Linked DNA regions of Homo sapiens: region 2 is linked to region 1. A link is a loop called in an ENCODE intact Hi-C map of the cell type or tissue named here. Cell type or tissue: MCF 10A. All regions are shown on one strand. Links, peaks and the distances in the headings refer to the core of each region. The heading gives the core; the rest is flanking DNA.

What was found. Peaks named below come from ENCODE experiments on the same cell type or tissue, not always from the same donor. Only the 100,000 strongest peaks of a DNase experiment are listed, where the experiment ranks them.
Region 2: it touches region 1 in a loop (2.9-fold over the local background); 3 of 110 quality-filtered maps call a loop at or near these places.

Annotation. Positions count from the first base shown.
Region 1 is chr3:131,220,357-131,230,371 of GRCh38, forward strand. It overlaps NEK11 (NIMA related kinase 11), which reads left to right. Exons shown (of 18, transcript NM_024800.5): 15 at 8,172-8,332. Among named protein-coding and RNA genes, the nearest start is that of NUDT16-DT, 160 kb to the right of the region's middle. In MCF 10A, for the core only: no CTCF peak of the experiment used is centred there; no DNase peak of the experiment used is centred there.
Region 2 is chr3:131,789,403-131,799,417 of GRCh38, forward strand. All of the region lies in intron 2 of CPNE4 (copine 4), which reads right to left. Among named protein-coding and RNA genes, the nearest start is that of MIR5704, 190 kb to the right of the region's middle. RefSeq lists enhancers at 7,112-7,648, 7,242-7,291. In MCF 10A, for the core only: a CTCF peak has its summit at 5,570 (motif pointing right); a DNase peak (open chromatin) is centred at 5,549.

The DNA.
Region 1 (10,015 bases), core at 1,990-6,989:
AAAAATGAATTTGAGCAGTTTTTCACACCCACAAATGTTATTTTTGGGAAATTAAGAAATGCTTTGATGGCTGTCATGTTAATACAAATAATAACTGTAATCATTCTAAGCACTGCCACTCCCAATTTGTAATGAATGAACATGGTCTTCATAGAGGCCACATTGAGATACAAGAATAAATCAGTTTGTTCTTATTAGAGCCTTATAATAGCCTTGTTCAGTATTTTCTGGCTTGGTGTAATAAAGCCATTACCCTCTTCAGAAAACTAGAAAAGAAAGGACAAATAGAGATGGACATCTTTTGGTAGCTGCCTTCTGCTGAGGGCTCCCACCACCCACCCTCTGTCTGCCCCATGACAGCCAGCTCCGCAAACTTTAATGCTGAACTATGATTAGATATGCAGAGAGAGGCAGGGTGTCCGGGGCAGACTCTAGGGCACCTGGAGAAAGCTCCAGCCTAACAGCATTTGCTGTCACACTCTGGGTCCTCTTGACTGAGTTCTGGGACTTGACTGAGTGGGCCTGCAGGATGTAACTGGAAGTTTTAGTACGATGAAGACATTTTTTGCAGTTCGAAGGTATGACTACATCTGAGATATAAGTTCAAAGTATGTGAAAAAGAGGAAAGGGGTGGGGGAGTCTTAGGAAAAACATCTGTATCTCCTTCCTCTCCTCAGCTTCCCCTCTCCACGTTACTCTCCCAAAGGATTAGTTAATTCTTTGTATATGATATTATGTGGCAATTTGAAAGTCCTTATCTCTTAGAGATTTATGTACTCATTTATTCAGCAAGAAGTTTTGGGTGTCTGCTTTGAATCATGTGTTGGGGATACCATGGTAAGCAGGATGGGTGTGGCCTCTGCCCTCCTGGAGCTTACCATCTACCTGGAATATTAGAAGGGATTTTTATTTCAGCAGACATAAAGTGCCAGTCATTGTGCTGAATTAGTGGTTCTCAAACTTAAGGGTGCATCAGGATCACCTGGAGAGCTTGTCAAACCACACATTGCTGGACCTTCATCCCAGTTTCTGATTCAGTAGGTTGGAGGTATAGGCAAATTTGGAAATTTTTATTTTTAATAAGAGCCCAGGTGATGTTGTTCTTGCTATTCTGGGGACCACCCTTTAAGAACCATTCTGGGAAGCCTGTCACATGGATTTGCTTAAGGCATTCTAATGGTTAAAACCATCTGGGATGGTGGTGGGCCCACAGGCTGAGATCTTCTAAATGTCTAAAAGGAACTAAGTTCCTTTAGAGGAAACTTGGTTTTCTCTTCAGGCAAAGTTCCTGTTTTATGAAAACACTCTTTTTTAAAAAAATTGTTAATGTATATCTGGATCGTTTTAGCAGTTTAAAGAGCTAATGCAGTAGATGAAGTGACAGGGAGTTTTTCATTTAACAGTTGCATCTGTATGTCATTTTCTCCTCGAAGGTTCTATAAGATAGAGCAATAGTTCTCAAAGTGTGTTTCCAGACGAGTGGCATAGTTAGAAATGCAGAATCTCAAGCCCCATTCCAGACCTACTGAATCAGAAACACTGGGTGTGGGAGCAAGAATCTGTTTTAACAAGGCTTCCAGCTGATTCTGAGGCACACTCAAGTTTGACACATCTGAGATAGATGGTAGTGAGAACTAGGCTCAGGCTGAATCTGATTCTCCCAGCTCCCTTAAGACGGTTTACCAGGATGACTAAGCTTCAGTTTTTCTATCTCGTAAGTCAAAAGTCTATCCCTTGTTGTCTAATATCTTTCAGAGCTACAAGAAAGATAATCATGACCTTTCTGAAATGGTTTTACTAGCAAAGATGAAAATTTCTAACTAACCATAAATAGACTTATTCAGTGAAAGAAAGGGGATTCAGATGCAGCAGTGTGACCTTCGGTTGGTCATTAGCTTGTCTGAACCTTACTTTTCCTATCTGAAAAGTGGGCAGAAAAATGTCATTCTAGTCTACATTGAAGAGTTGTTGCAAAGATCAAATGGTATCTTTGTGCTATTAAATGGTATCAAATTTTTGTGGTATCAAATGTATATCAGCATGCTTTTTAAACTGTAAAATGCACACAAATATAAAGATTATAACTTTGGGCTGCTCACCCTTAGCTTTGTTCTTTTCTATCAACAAAATGGGAGTAGTTGAATTACTTATACCTCTATGGAGATTTTAAGTAATTTAGACAACTAATAGCACAGTAACTCGAGCTCTTCTAAGGTAAAGTTTTTCTTACGTTTATGTTTTGTCTTTAACATACAAAGGTTGAAATATGTAGAAATAGTATAAAATCTTTTAGATTTTATTATAGTGTATACTCTTATTTGAACTAGTCACATTCTAGAGCAGTGATTCTGAGAGGGCAGCCTCCAAACCAGCAGCATCAGCATCAGCTGGGAACTTGTGAGTAATGCAGATTCTCAGGTACCACACCAGACCTGCTGAATCAGCAAGTCTTGGGGTGGGACCCAGAGATCCGTTTTAACAAGCCCACAGGTGATCCTGATGCTCACACAAGTCTTAGAGAAAGGCATTTATTTGGGTCTTAATTGAAGGATCTGATAAAGGCCATCATTTTCCTGGAACAGGGTGATGTCTTCGTTTTTCCAGCATGGATTTGAAACATCTGTGTCCAAACTCGTGCAGCCATTATTGGATTCCTTCATAAACACATTCTGTTACTGCTTGCCTGGCATACAGAAGATCTGGAATGCCACTCCAGTATACCCATTATGAGGCTGACTTCAGGGTGCAAGGAAATTAAAGCTGTTTATCAGACTCTTTTCCCCTTAGTGACAGGAGAAAGGAATCTTAAGCTAAGAAGGCTTCAAGTTGGGTCTATGTATGAAAAACATGAGGCGTGACAAACACAGTTTGAACGGACTTACGTTTTTTTTGACTTTTCCCTTTGAAAATGAAAATGAGTCCTTTTGTGGGCAGCACCAAATTAGTGGTGCTTACTTAAGAAATACTGGAGACAGATTCATTCCAGTTTGTTTCATAACTTAGGTGGCAGAATGGCACTTTTCCCTGGCCACTTCTTTCCTTCTTCCCCTTCTAGGAGGAAATCTTAGGTAGGAGAGGGAAAGGGACTAAGGCTGTCTGTACACAATGAGCTACGTTTTGGGAAGAGGAGCTTAGTGTTTTAACAAAAGAAAGGTTTGTCTGTGTTGTAGAGATATGACTTGGTCCACTGCCTATGTTTGTAAATAAAGTTTTATTGGGACATAGCCACACTCATTTATTTATGTATTGTCTGTTTTCACACTACAAAGGCAGAGTTGGGTAGTTGTGACAGAGACCACGTAATCTGCAAAGCCTAAAATTGTTTTACTATCTAGCCCTTTACAGAACATATTTGTCAACCCCCCTTGCAGAGGTTTCTTCTGAGCTGCTTGAAGGAAACCTTGACGGAATCAGTGGACAGGAAGGACAGTGGGAGGTGAACAGTGTGGTGAAATGCCTGCGGGTTCCTGTGGAGTCCACAGAAAGGAAACCACAGAGAGGCGAGATTCCATATTGCCCATTTCAGTTGGGTTCAGTATGGATTTTGAGAAATTATTCTATTTAAAATAAATAAATATTTTAAACTTGAGTATATATTTGCAATTGTCTAATACAGTCATACACTGCATAACAATCTTTTGGTCAATGACAGACTGCATGTACAATGGTGGTCCAGTTAATGAAGCTGAAAAATTCCCAACACCTAGTGCTATCATAGCCATCATAACATTGCAGAGCAACATAGCCACTCACATACTTGTGGTGATGCTGGGTAAATAAACCTACTACACTGCCAGTCATATAAAAGTGTAATGCATATATTTATGTACAGTATAGTGATGACAAATGACTGTTACTGCTTTATGTATTTACTATACTTTTTTTTTTTGAGGTGTGGTCTCACTCTGTTACCCAGTCTGGAGTGCAGTGGCACGATCTCGGCTCACTGCATCCTCCACCTTCCAGGCTCAAGTGATCCTCCCACTTCAGCCTCCCAGTTAGCCGGGACCACAGGTGTGCGCCACCACACCCAGCTAATTTTTTGTATTTTTGGTAAAGATTGGGTTTCTCCATGTTGCCCAGGCTGTTCTCGAACTCCTGACCTCTGGTGATCTGCCTGCCTCGGCCTGCCAAAGTGCTGGGATTATAGGAGTGAGCCACCATGCCTGGCTTGCTATACTTTTTATCATTTTTCTAAAGTGTACTCCTTCTACTTATTAAAAAAAATTAACTGTAAAACAGCCTTGGGCAGGTCCTTCGGGAGGTATTTCAGAAGAAGGCACTGTTATCACAGTAGATGGAGGCTCCGTGTGTGTTACTGCCCCTAGAGACCTTGTAGTGGGACAAGATGTGGAGGTGGAAGACAGTGGTATCAGTGATCCTGACGCTGTGTAGCAGTAGACTAATGTGTATGTTTGTGTCTTCATTTTTAACAAAATAGTTGAAAAAGAAAAAGAAAGAAAAAATGCTTATTGACTATCTCCTAGTTAGGAGAGATATGAAAAAAAGAAAATATTTTCGTACAGCTGTACAATGTGTTTGTGTTTTAAGCTAAGTGTTATTACAATAGAGTCAAGAAGTTTAAAAAATGTACAGTAAGCTGCTTAATTTATTATTGAAGAAGGGAAAACATTTTTTATAAATGTAGTGTAGCCTAAGTGTCCAGTGTTTATAAGTCTGTAGTAGCGTACAGTAATGTTCTAGGCCTTCGCATTCACTCACCACTCACTCACTGACTCACCCAGAGCAACTTCCAGTCCTGCGTGCTCCATTCATGGTAACAGCCCTGTACAGATGTGCCATTTAAAAAATCTTTTATACTGTATTTTTACTGTACATTTTTAATGTTAAGATACACAAGTACTTACCACTGTATTACAATTGTCTACAGTATTCAGTGTAGTAACATGCTGTACAGGGTTGTAGCCTAGGAGCAATAGGCTATACCACATAAACATAGATGTGTAGTAGGTTATACCATCGAGGTTTGTAATAAGTACACTCTATGATGTTCACACAATGATGAAATCACCTGAATGACATATTCCTCAGAACATATCCTCGTTGTTAAGTGATGCATGACTTATTTCTTCCTGGTGTTGGGTATTACAGGAAAAACTACTGAGTGTTTGCCTTATTTGATACATACTTTGCATCCATTATACTATGTAATGTTCACAACAATTCCATGAGATGAATATTATCATCTTTATTTTATAGATGAGAAAACTGAAGTGCAGAAAGCTTAAATAACACAGTGTTACAGAGCTATTGCTAGAGGCTTGATTTAAATGCAGATTTTGTTTTTATGCCAAAGCCAGCATTCTAAAGGAGTGTTTCTGAATGTTGGCCTCTCTAGCTAGGTTGGGGTGTTTTTCAAACTGCAGGTTGAGAGGTCAGTTTAGTGAGTTGCAACCAGCATTAAAAAAATAATTGAACAGGATGAAAAACACCAGAGTGTGTCATATGTAGTTTGGGTAAATAGGTCTTGGTGTATGAAACTTTTGTTTCGACTATAAAGATATTTATAAACATACATATATAAGCACATTTCTGTGCACTGGGCAACAATGTAAATGATATTTCTTACCATGTCGTAGTTTGAAAGCCAAGGGAGTGGACAAGGAGGAATGAAGATAAAGAAAAAATGGGAGAGCAAGAGGGAAAAATATGAATGAGTGAGAGAATGAATAACTGTCAAAGGGACAAAGAGACTCGAGAGGGAGAGGAAGTAGAAAAGAGTGGGGAAAGAGGGAGAATGGACAACTCAGAGAAAGAGACACAGAGATTCAGGGAGAGTTGAGGGTGGGCAAGAGAAGGAAGACATCATATGGTTCTGTCTTTCATTCCACTCAGCAAGCACATGTCCCTACTTGATGGCAGAACTGGAGATCTCTCAGGAGATTTTAGTTTTCATACACTTCTCATGCTGTGATTCTCTTGTCGTTCTCAGTGTAAGTAAAATGAAGATCTTTATTAACATGGCTTCTAGTCATTACAGCAAAAAGACACCTGCACGTTTATGTTTATCACAACACAATTCACAATTGCAAGGATATGGAACCAACATAACTGCCCATCACTGATGAGTGGATAAAGAAAATGTGGCATATATACACCATGCAATACTACTCAGCCATTAAAAAAAGAATGAAATACTGTCTTTTGCAGCAACCTGGATGGAGCTGGAGGCCATTATTCTAAGTGAAGTAACTCAGGAATGGAAAACCAAATACCATATGTTCTCACTTATAAGTGGGAGCTAAGCTATGGGTACACAGAGGCATGCAGAGTGGGATAATGGACTTTGGAGACTCAGAAGGGAGGAGGGTGGGAGGGAGGTAAGGGATAAAAGACTACATATTGGGTACAGTGTATACTACTCGGTGAGGGTGCACTAAAATCTCAGACTTCACCACTACAAAAGTCACCCATGTAACCAAAAACCACTTGTATGCAAAAGGTATTGAAGTTCTATATGCATGTACATATGTGTATAGGTATGTTATATATATATGTGTACATACAGACACGTGCAGGTGTCTTCTTGATATAATGACTAGAAGCCACGTTTAATAAAAATAATATATATTATTTCAATATAAATAATAAAAATAATAAAAACTATGGCTTCTCCATAACAGTATTCTATCTCATCTGTTGCTCAGCTGAAAATCAGTGATCTGAACTGATGTGAAAAAAAAAAATACGCTGTGTTGAAATTGCTGAGAGAAGGTATGAGATCCCTAGTACACTGCTTTCTAAGGAACTGGCAAAGGCAATTTTGAATATATGTAATTTTTGTCTTTTGAGCTGACTAATTTTTATTCTACTGTACAGCAGCCTTTTATGTTTTAGTGGGAAACCATAGATAACAAACACATTTTAACATCTTCTATTTCCAGGGAATTCTACATCCATTAAGTATCTTACTTTCAAAGGATTCTGGACTCATTTAATGAAAAGCCCATTTGTACAGACTTGGAAATTGAGTGAACATTTGTATGAAACTTCCCTGCATACCGATGCTTTCATGAGAATTCTATTACTCAATCTCAGCAGCCACTCTACTAGATTACACTTATGTTAATTTTATCACAGAAATTGGAGCTCTGTGAGTTTAAGTCTCTTGCACAAATTTTCATCTAAAAAGTGGAAGAGCTAGATTCTAGCCTTGATTTTCTGACCCCAAATTTCATATTTTTCCCACTAGACCAGAAATAGCAACAATAGATTGAAAAATAATGTGTTACAATTTGGAAGAAAAATTTTAATTTTAAGTCTGAGTATGGTGCAAAGTCTAAAATGCCCATTGTTTTGCTGCAGCTGAGTATTCTAATTTTCTCCTCCCCCAGCCCAAGGGTAGTTGTTTGGGTAGTTCTTTATTTCTAGCCCCCCATTAGTAAATTATATTGTTATGCTTTCTTGTGATCCATTCATGGCCTTTCTTCACTGAAGATTGTTATAAACACCAACTTTATTCTAGTTACTAACAATGTTGCATCAAGTAACTTGGGTAGATGCTTATTGTCATCAGCTTAGGTGGGTATTCTTTTTTAAAATAAGTGCTGAATGTAAGGTTGAGTAAGTAGGACCCACCAGAGTGAACTCCATCTCAAAAGCCATCATTACCTGTTAGAAAAGAATTGTGTTTTTCCCAGCTTGCCAAAATGATGCTGCTATATATCCTATTCATCTTGTTTGGTCCTACCAGTAACATTTAAAAAAAAAGAAATATCTAGGAAAAATGCTGTGGTAGTTTTGCTCCAACTTCCTATGCTAAAAACTTTATGTGTGTTGTGTAATAGGACCCTTCAGCCAGGACATCTTGTCCTACCTTTGCCCCTAAATTTCCTCATTTTTAATAAGGATTCATGCCTCCAAATGTCAAAATGTTAAAGCATATTATTTATTCTTATTTAATGATTTTTTTCTTACCTTCAAACGGTAGTTGCTAATGGAAATGTTCCTCCTTTCCTCTACTGGTTTTATTTTGCTGAGTGTTTATTACATTCAACCAAATACTTCCAGGAAGCTGAGATTCAGCTCTACACTCCATGGAAGCTTTGTCAACGCAAGCAAAATATACATCCCTGTGAAAAGATACAGTATTCTTACCTCATTATAATTTTAATAACTGGTAGTATCTGACTGTTTGTTCATTATTTCAGAGATCCCAGAAGACCCACTTGTGGCTGAAGAGTACTACGCTGATGCATTTGATTCCTATTGTGAAGAGAGTGATGAGGAGGAAGAAGAAATAGCGTTAGAAAGACCAGAGAAAGAAATCAGGAATGAGGGATCCCAGCCTGCTTACAGAACAAACCAACAGGTATGTAATGCTCCCTGTCGGAAGCCATGGAACTGTTCAAGGTACTGATTGGACTCTCCCAGAGAAGAAAGGAAGTCTTATAAGGTGAAGTTGGGGACATGGGGAACAGGGTTATTATAATAGCTACTTGTGGTAAGTCTGGCTTTTCAAGGTCCAGAGGCAGGCAGGGCCCTATGGAATTTGGAGAATCTGATCTGGACCATGTTGATGGGGGAAGAACTGGAGCATGCTGCACTTATTTGGGGGGTTGGGAGATGGCACACACCATATTCCCACTGAGGAGGGCTTCGTATACAGCTATTGAATTAAAAAATGCAAATATCTCTTTAGCAGAGAGAATGGCACTTTTTATATACTTTTCTGTCTGGTAATCATATTTTGGGGTCATATTCACAAATTGAATGCAAATAAAATTTGTAAAGACTGACTTAGTTTTGGGGATCAGAACCAAAGATCCTGGGCTTAGGGGATAATCTGTCTAGCTACTTTTAGCCTCTGAGGACACATTCTTGCTTAAGTGGTGAAGTCTCTGAGTATATGCCCTATGCCCTTGTAGTAGATCTCTTTTAACTATAGCAAGATTAAGCCTTATATGGGCCATAGGTCAAGAAACACCCCTGACATGTGCTTTCAGTGTTGAGTGTCTGCAACAGAGGAATAAAAAGCAAGAGGCTTATGAAGATGAAGGGGAAAGCTTTGGGCAATGTGCATACATACCTTCTTTTCTTCTTACCTTCCAATCCTAAACTTCCATGAGTTACAGAAGCTTTTGTTAACTGAGAACCATGCAGCTACTAAAATAAAAGTCTACCAAAGGGCACCTGAGTGAAGACTCAGCTAGAGGAGATGATTTTTGGAGTGAAGATGATTCACTCCAAAAATCCATTCAACCATTTTTAATAAAGACTATGCAATATATCATAATATTCAATCCATTCAGCCACTTAAATCCATTCAACCATTTTAATAAAGATTATGTGTCATAATATTCAATAAATAAAAGCAGTAAGAAGTGCTCTCCAATTTGATATTAAGAGAGAGAGGCAAGTGAAGGGTACAGGTATGGGGCCAAGCAAAAAAAGGGATGAGATAAAGAGGAGAAAGAGATGAAGAGAAAGGATTAGAGAGAGATAATTTAGGAGACAAATACATGAAGAGAGAAACAAATACATTTGGAGAAAAATACAGCTAAAGGGGGGATTCAGAATGCCAAAATAAAAACTTAGCTTATACCGTTTCCCCATTTTTTTCCAACGGAATCTGGAAAACAACAGCACCTCCTACCACAAATCGAAAATATAATTTCTACTACCTTCTGAGCCACTGTCATAAACAACTGTAACGGATATTATTGCAGCATTACAGAGCCTTCATTCTGGGCCTATGGTTGCAAAACACATGATATGCAAAATACATACAGTGCTCAATTTTTGGTCAAAGCATCAAGCGGTAAAATTTTAGCTACTAATATTCACTTAGAAATGTTTTTTAAGAAAATAAAACAGATTTAGAACCACATGAATAAAATACTATATGGCAAACAGCTCCTAGGTCAGGAAATACAATTTTTCCAGTCTCAGAATATCCATCTTTGGCACTTAGAATATAGGGTTGGAAAACAGATTGCTTGCATGTCTTTATAACTTGCAGTTTGCGTGACCTTGTTCAAATTACTGAACTTCA
Region 2 (10,015 bases), core at 3,166-8,165, 570 kb after region 1:
CAAGTCAAAGCACAGACTTGGGAGCTAGACTGCCTTGGTTCAAATTTTAGCTCTGCTACCACTAGTTGTGAAACCATGGCCAAGTTATTTAACCTTTGTGTCACTTGATGTCCCTCTATTTAATGGGAGATCATAATAGTTGCCACTTTACAGGGTTTTAGGAGGATTATGCAGGTTAGTGAGCATGTAAAGCAATACCAGTACATGCTGCACACTATGTCACTGTTTGCTATGATTATTCAATGAGGCATTTAATGTAAAACACCACTGAAGAAATAAAATTCAGTTAATTAAGCATTTGAGTGCCTACTAGGCTAAGTCCTGTGTTAGGGGTCCAGAATGTTAGAATATATAACCTCTGTTTTTAAGAAAGTCTTGATTTTGAGGGGGCATATACACAAGGAAAAAAAATCCCTGCAGAATAGAGAAAATCAAGTTAGAATTCTGCACAAGCAACCTTAGAAGCACAAAGAAGGAGCCCTACATCTAGCCCAGGAGTTCAAGGATTATATGGTGCTGAAGTTTAAAGCATGTAAGTAGGCACTCAATCTATGTCTGTTTTCTTCCTCTAATTCCATTCTCCTTCTAACCACCTCCCCTTGTCAGATCATTTAGTGGACATTGGATGACAAGAAATAGGAGAGGAAATCAAGGAGAATCGTGTTTCTTCTCCCTAATACCACCTACCCATTCTACCTATCCATTTCAGGCAGCCTGGCAGTATAATGCCAACTTGGATTCATATATGCACACTTTTGAAAATTCAAGGTCCTGTCTCCTTTTCCTGCCAGCCAGATATGGGACTTATATACTTCTCCCTGGGTTGGTTTGACCTTTAATGAAAGACTATGCTAACTCCTGTGCTCACAAAGCAGTAAATACCCAAGTCTTTCTGTCACAGAGTTTTAGGAACACAGGGACATCTAAAAATTAACTAAGCTGCTTAGCCAAAGCTCACCTTCCCCAGGGGTGCTTCTTTGTTCTGCAGGCCAATTGGGACCTGTCTGGATACCCCCTACCCCAAAATTGCTCATTTTGTTTGCCAGTCACTCCTTGCCTGGCTCTAACAGGCACCTTTCTTAGGAGTCTAACTGAGAAATTTAAATTTCTCTATACAGGCCAAGCCTCATGAGGGCTATTTGGGAAAGCCAGATGCACCCTCAGTCTAGAAATCCTGCCCTTCTTTTCTTCACCCTGTGAATTCCTGCTTGTCTTCTGAGACTCAGCTGTGGCATCACCTCATCTGAAACTCTTTCTTGACTTCTCTTGCCAGCTCAGTTAGGTGCTCCTCAGCTGTCATTTGAAGAGTGATAATTTGATGCCATAGTGATTAAATCCTATCATTTATTTGAGAAAAAAACCCCACTGATTTGTATACACAAATACAAAAACATACAAATTTGCCTTCTTTAACAAATTTTGTAACCTTCCTTTTGCCCCTTCAAACAGTATTTCCATTTTATTTTCCTCATAGAATTTTAGCCTAATACAATACAATTTTATGCTTTAACATGTTTTATTGTGCAGTCTTTAGTAATCTTTACCAAAAAAAATTTCCATAACTCAAAGTGTTAAAGATTTTTGTTTGGATTGAGTTTTCATTACAATTTTAAGTACAACATTGATCAAAACAATAAATTATAGTCTACATTTTGATGATTACTGGATTTAAAATTATAATTCAGCATGCAGCTTTAATGAGATGAATGGCTACTCCTCCCACAATTACTTAATGTATCCATGAATAAATATGACCAACCACTAGGATAAATGAGATTCAGCCTCAAGTACATTCCTATTTTTCATTTTAATAAATGCTTACAACTGAGAAATTTTTTCTTATAAATAAATTGACATGAATGGAAGTTTTGTAATAGCCTTGTCACTCTTTTTTTTGCACTTTTTCCAAGTTGTATATCAAAACCACAGTGATTCATCAGCAAAAATTATTTTTAGTCATCCAACAACTGACAAGTCAATGAGGTCTACCTTCAATTTTGTGGAAAGAAAAGAACTGGAAAACCTGACTTTCAGAAAGATTTGATTACTGAATCAGGATAGTTATCCATTTTCTCAACACCTAAACTAATATTTCAAATGGCCCCTTGTTTAGCACTTGGAAGGTTTCAGTAAACCACAGGGTTTACTGTCATTATAGACAGTGTCCCAGTGCTGACAAGCTTACTTTATTTGAAAAAGCGTAAGAAGTATGAGTTCTTAGGCAGTTCAATTTTAGGAAACAGTACAGATGGAACTGGAAGATCTGCAAATTAAGCCCTGACTGCGTACTCTTCAGAAAATCATCACTTTGCCCCAGGGGTGGTGTTTCCCGATTTGAAGTCTGTTACTTAGGTGAATCAATTAACAGATCATATAAGATTGGGAAGGCAGGTAAATTATTGATACACTTGCAGGATGGAGAAATTTCTCATGATTCTCTGGGAAGCCCCAACCCCACGGCCACTTGGTGCCTTGGGGCCATGTTGGTGGAGGACTCATTTCATTATTAAGTCTGGCATTAAGGCTGCTAGAAGACCTCATTAAGTTATTTCAGATATAGGGCTATAATTACTCAGTAACAGAACTGGCAATTTTCTGCTTGCATCAGAATTTAAGGAAACTAGGACCAGAAAATGCCTATGTATTTCCTGGCAGAGAGGACCAGCCTGGGAAGAGACATGAGGCAGGAATGGTTGCAATGATTCTCTTTGGTAGATTTGGCTACTATAACATGAAATGATATAGGGGTGTTGCCATTGAAAAGTTTATTCTTGCCCCCCTCTCATATATGTTTCCATCCAATTTCTTTTATAAGAGAAAAATCAATCAGCAAAATTATATATAATAAATTCTTTAGTTCCATTTTCTTCCACTTCAGATTCCTTTTCATTTTCAGGAAAGATATTTTAATACCAGTGTAAGAGTGTTCTGCACAGAGTATTTATACTCAATTTTAATTCACCCAAAAAGTGCTTACTTGCCTTGGATGCCCTAAACATTACCATACCCGAAAACTATGTCCACATTTGCTCTTGAAGAAATCTCAACCTATGGCATGAAATACCATCTATATACCATATAAACTCAAATGTTTATACATATACCTGATCTCTCTCCTAAGTTCCCAATGTGAATATCCCAATGTGTACCTGCCGACCAGATACCTACACTGGAAATCTCATACATATATATATGTATATGTGTGTGTGTATATATGTATATATATATACACACGTGTATATATGTATATATACACACGTGTATATATACATATATACACACGTGTATATATACATATACACACACGTGTATATATGTATATATATACACGTGTGTATATATGTATATATATACACACACTATATATGTATATGTGTGTGTATATATGTATATATTGTATATATATGTGGAGTGTGTGTGTATAATGAGTGCGTGTGTGTATATACATACATACATACACACATATATATTTACAGTGTAGGTATTTCCAGTGTGTGTGTGTGTGTGTGTGTGTGTGTGTGTGTATCTCCAACAAAACATGCCAAAACCAGAATTGTTTTTTCCACTCCCTTCTCCCATGTGCACCCATGTGACACCACAGTGTCTTTTGTTTCTATAAGTGGCCCCACAATGCACTGAGTTGCTTAAATCAAAATTCTGTTGGTCATTCGTCTTTTCCCATACCCCAAAATCTAATCCAATCCATCAGCAAATAAACATTTTAGGTAAAGCTGTGAAGGACAACACCTTAATAACATTTCTCATAGCCTTCCATTTTTTTCTCCACTAGACCAAGAGTGACTTCATGGATATTTGCCACTGCCTACTCACAGTTTTCCTCATTCTTGCCACCCTTTCCTCTTTCAATCCATCTTCTACACAGGATCAAGAGGGAAATTTTAATCATGGATTGTATCACATCACTCCCCTGCTTAAAATTCTTTGTGGTTTTCTATAGTTCTTAGAAGCCAAACTTTTTCCCATACCCTATAAAGCTCTATATCAGTTATCTTTAGTCTGTGATTAGAATTACTGGGAGAACCTAAAATAACAACAAGATCAACAACAGCAGCAGCAACAACAACCAAAAATCCCAAACACCGATGCCTGGGCACCACCCTAGACTAGTTGATTTGGAATTTCTGTAGGTGGAGCATCTGCATTTCTGATACATAGTCACTATCTCTCTCACTCACTAAGATCCAAATATACAAATCTATTTCTTTTTTAAAACACACAGAATTTGTACCTGCCTATGGACTTTTTCACTGGCTATTTCCTCTTTCTGGAATATTTAATACTCAGATTGGCACATTGGCTGGCTCCTTCTCATCACCCAGGTCTCCGCTCAAATATCACCTCTTTAAAGAGAAGAGAGTCAGAGAAGAGGGCAACAGACTTGTAAACCTTCATGTCTGTATACATGAGATTAGAGTCCTCATGTCAGGAGTTACTCCTTGCATTCTCCAGTCACTCACATATCACATGCCCTGTTTCTATGAGCTTGTCAGTGGTTGCTCTCCCATTTTCTTGCCTGTGGTATGTAGCCATCCTAAGAAGCAACAGAATTATCAAGTTAGCTTTTTAACTCATGTTTACATGCATATTTATTCAAATAATTATAATTCACTGGGACAGTGACTGTAAGAATGTATGCATATGTATGCAGGATTATCAAGGTCTTAACATGCCATGCAAACAGGAGTCATCTCTGACTGCCTCTGAGGAATGACACTTCTCCTTGGGATGTATCCTGACATACAGACCTTTATGATCATCCTTCAGGGAACTTTCTCAAGAAAATACTCATTGAAAATCCAGTTCAATTTTGGAAACAACTTTTTTTTTTTTTTTTAGATGGAGTCTTGCTGTGTTGCCAGGCTGGAGTGCAGTGGCATCATCTCAGCTCACTGCAACCTGCAACCTCCTCCTCCTGGCTTCAAGGGATTCTCCTGCCTCAGCCTCCTGAGTAGTTGGCACTACAGGCGCGCATCACCATGCCCAGCTAATTTTTGTACTGTTAGTAGAGATGGGGTTTCACCATGTTGGCCAGGATGGTGTCGATCTCTTGACCTTGTGATCCACCCACCTCGGCCTCCCAAAGTGCTGGGATTACTGGCGTGAGCCACCACACCCAGCTGGACACTGCATTTCTAGGGATGTGGTTGACTTTGGTATAAAGCCCTTAGTGGTAGAATGAATTTCAACTTAGATATCCAAGCCCAATTTTGCTATAAAGGATCTTCCTGTATTCCTCCACTTTCAATATCTTAATAGGACTTGCATTGATAAGGAGTGCTAAAACTTACAACGTACTTTTACAGGTAGATGTTCTTCCTTATGTTCTCCCTTAACTCCCTGGGTAGTTGAGGCTTGAGTACTAGGTAGTTGAGTACCAGAGTTCCCACATATGAGTGTGTAGCTTGTGTGCTATAAAAGTGTGCCTGGATGAAAGCTTGGGGAATGAAACTCAGTCCCTCACCAAGGCAGTCGCCTTCCTTAGGGCAAAGTCAGCCCAGAGGAAAGGGTGTGTTTCCCATCTTCAACCACCAGAGGGAACATTTTTCCTATTTCTGCAACACTGCCATCTGTCGTGGCTTAGCCATGGCAGTACTACTATTTTGGTTAGTTGTTTATTGCTTTATTTTGCAGATGAAAACTCCGCTATTGAGAGAGGTGAAATATTCTATCCCAGCAGAAAATCTTCCAGTGAGTCAAATATCTGCTAGTGAGTTGACAAAAAAAATCTAGAGCTCTTTCCGTCAGCACTTGGAAATATTCTTATTGTTACTGTTGGATGACCCCTGGTTTGTAGACACCGCCTATAGGGCAATGGTTGGGTTCAGAATTACAGAGTGAGAGGCATAAGCATCAAAGCACAGAGAAACATATTAATAAAAGCCTCTGAGAAATAAAAATGAGATCCCAAATCCACCAACTGACTGAACAGAACCCCTCTTGGCCAAGGGGACCTCAGAGTAATCTTGAAAATTGAGTTCTCAGTCATGACAGTATGTGAGGTCAGACATTCCTTGTAATATCCCCTCCCTTGATAATCACCATTAAGCTTTCTTCCCTAAGGACCAAACAGAAACCAGCCCTTTACAGAGACTCTACCACTGATATCAACTAACCAGTAATGACTGCCCCTCCCTTTTGTGGTTTTAACAAAACAGCTGACCAGCATTTCTTCCTGATAAGAGACCACAGACTATGAAGTGGTTCTGGCCAGTCTATGGAGGGTGTACATTAGGGGCTTTTGTGTCCTGTGCTTCACATTTGTCATCAGAGGGCTGAAAACACCACCCTCGGGTCACGCTAACAAGGCTGTATTTTGAACATGGGTCCCCTGGAGAATCATGAAGCTCAGTTGTGAATGTGTGTGTTTCTCCTTTTAAAAATATTTATGACTCCTCTTATAGCTCACTAAATATGTAAATGTGGCCACCTCAGCACACACTCCTGTTCCCTTTTCTCCTCCCTTGAAGAGTCTGTTTTTGGCTCCTGGCCAGAGGCTATGCTTCCCAGTCTGTCAGAATGGCCACCATGCAGGTTGCAACGCTTTATGAGAAATAAAGCTCTTGTTTCCACATTTATGAACCTCATCATTCTTCAGTTGACATCTCCAATTCCATGGGAGTCATTTAACTTATCAGAGTTCTTTTCTCTTTTGGAAATTGAAAGGGTGGACTCAGCACCAAATAAGGTTCCTCTGGGCTCTAATATCTTTGGCTAGAGGAGATGACAGAGTTTTTTTTTTTTGTAAAAGGAGCTATTTATTTGCTCTTCCATCACAGCTGTCCAAGGTTATTTGAATCATAGCCATCTTGTGAGAAGACTTCTGCCACATTAAGCCATTTTGGAATCATCTTCAGCCTCGTTAACGACGTAGCAGGGTTAGTTTGGTCACTACCGACCTCCCTTTTTATCAAACTTGCTGTTGAATTGAATCTCTAATTTGGATGAAGTCGGGTGTCTCATCCCCTGGAGTTTAATTACACACACATTCATTGATTCTGGGCCTGCTCCCTCAGGTCAAGAGCACACAACCACCTCACAGCTTTCTGCAAAGAGGACATGTTGTATAAGTCTATGCTTGCAGTCTTTGGAGGAAATGATGAAGGTTGGAGAAAGGAAGCAAATAAATACATTTTTTCTAAGTCAATTCAAACTAGAATAAGTCACTGCCACACATCATCTGCCCCCTCCTCCCCAGGGTCCCCCTTCCCCTGGAGCCTCCATCAGTAAATGAATTTAACCTAATTTGCTGCTCTCTAGGGAGAATGCATTCAACCACAAGCTTCCCAAGGTGCTTCCGTTCCTGGTACAAAAAGCTGAAAATGTCATCGCATTTGCAAATGAACAGAAACCTCCCACTCAAAGAGCATCAGTGCCACTGTGGCTCACTGAAGCAGCTGGCAGGAGCCTTCCTCTCACTGCCATTGCTTTGTGGTTAGAATAATACACACATAGTCTTTTCATCTAATGACGTTGGCAAGTTTAACTTTCTTTGCAAAAGTAACAATGCTTTGCCTTCAACCAGCAGACTGTTCTCTCTTTCTTTGGAAAGGGCAGAATGGTTTCTATTTACTCCTGATAGGGCCAGTCACCTGCAACCTCTAGACATGTCTTCACTTCAGCTTTACCCCATGCTGTATAAACTCCATAGGTCACAGTGGCTTTGATATTCTTCAGCTATGAAAGTCTGAATTCTAGATTGAGATGCTGGCCCCATCAAGCACATCTTTCTTGGCGTTTTTTATTTGTCAAGGAGGGATGGGCTCAAAGCAGAATACTTTACACCCCTCATGATTTGCAATGACCTAGCTTCAATCTTTTCTCAGATTTAATATTTTCTGAGTAAGGGGCCCTGAACTCTGGCAAGAGGTGGCTTCTGGGTAAAGGCAGTACAGGAAATCTCCAATTTACTGGGGCTCTTTCCATGATTTTTGAAGCATGAAGGGACCATCATGGTGACTGGTTTACAGCACTGACTAATCCAGACTAACCAGTTCATTTTGTCACAGAGAACTCCCAGAGTGTGGCCAAAAGTGTTCGCTAGAGATTCTACCAGAAACTGCACTTACATTGTATTGCAAGCTTGCCAAATGTACATCCCAGAAAAGGCTAACACTCAGGACAGCTCATTACATGTTTTCATCTATTCTGCAGGAACTAGGACCACGGAAATGAGAAACTCTAGTTATAAACTTTACTGACACTTTAAATACAATAGATACACAAGGCTGGGTTAAGTATTATCCTCCATCTAGCAATGGCAATCTGGTTGGTAATCGTGCACTAACACTAAGGTAGATGTTCTGAGATATATAAGCTATCCTGCTCAGATATAACACATCGATGCCTTTTACATCAAAACTCACTGAATGAGCTGTGTAGAGGCCTGTCTACAAGTGCACTCAGTGAATAAAATTACCCCATGCATTACTCAGCTCAAATTGCCATAATAAAATACCACAGACTGGGTGGTTTAAATTTACACATACTCTGGAGGCTGGCAAGTACAAGATATAGGTACCCGCCAATTTGGTTCCCAGTGAGGGTTCTCTTCCTGGTTTGCAGACAACTGCTCTCTTGCTATGTCCTCAAATGACTGAGAAAGAGACCTCTGGTGGCTCTTTCTTTCTTATAAGGGCACCAGCCCTATCAGATTAGGGTCCCACCCTTATGACCTCCTTTAACATTTATAACCTCCTCAGAGGCCTTATCTTCAAATACCATCACTTTGGGGGTTAGGACTTCAACATATGTATTTGGGAGGGGGAACACATTCAGTCTATAACACCCACAAATAGCCAATTATGGGACATAGGACCTCAGGTGCTCTATCATTGAACCTGTGCCGTAATTATGAAATGAACACTCTTCAGAGGCCTCACTCACAAGTATCTGCCAATTAAGATGTATGTGTGGAGATGCAGGCAATGCTCATTCAGTCACCACCAGGGGCCTACTCTGTTTCATGACCTGTACAAGACAATGGGAAGCTAAATAGGATATTGTTTCTACCCTTAAGTATATCACACCATAAGAGAGTTAGGGGACATATAAAATCAGATCATTACAAACACAAAAAATGGTCTAAGTCTGATGTTAAATGTATACCTACAGTGTTATGAAAATTAACACCTAGGAACATCATCCAGCCTAGTTTATGAGGTGGTGATGAGAAAAAAAGCTTCCTGGAAGAAGTGATCTTTGAGTCTGATATGATAGTTTTTTGTGATATTTGAGAGTCCAGAAAGGAAGTGTTTCAACCTTCCAACTTTTTCTCAACTAGGCAAGTGTTTAGAAGCAAGCAAGGAATGACTTCTTCTTCTCTTCTCAGCCTGATCAAATAATCAGCTGAATTAGGACACCTCAATGTATATCAGGTGGTATATCATATTCTGTTAATATGGTATTACTGCAAATGCCATCCATAACTCAAATTTCACCAAGAAAAGTGATTACTTGGAAGCTTTTATTTTTCCATCTTCACTTTTTAAAAAAAACCACAAACCCAAAAGAAATTAATAAGATAAAAGCATGCAAAGCTTAACTTCATTACACTTTGAAATTAAATTGAACTTGCATGTCCCATAGTCAATTAAAGACACTTTTTTTTCAAACTCTCCTGACAAGGAATTTCCAAAGAGCTTAAGTTGTATTTACTCACTTTGTGGAGTTTTGAAAACTGGCTCCGACAGAAAAAAAATATGAACAATACCACGGATATGTTTTTAACTTTTTAAGCTATCCCATGAGAGACCAGATATAATCGAGTTAGGAAAGACACAATTAGCTGGGCAAGGACATTTTCCTGAAGTAAAAATAAACTCATTAAAGGTTAAGCTCTGGGCAGCATCATTAAGACCAAGGCAAGGAACAGAGCTGTGATACTAAATATTACCACTATTATAATCTCATTTAAGACGTGGCACCCAAGGAATTGGGTTAGGCTCAGAATCCTCCTTCACGGGCCTGCAAGAGTGTATTTCATTTCATCTCACTG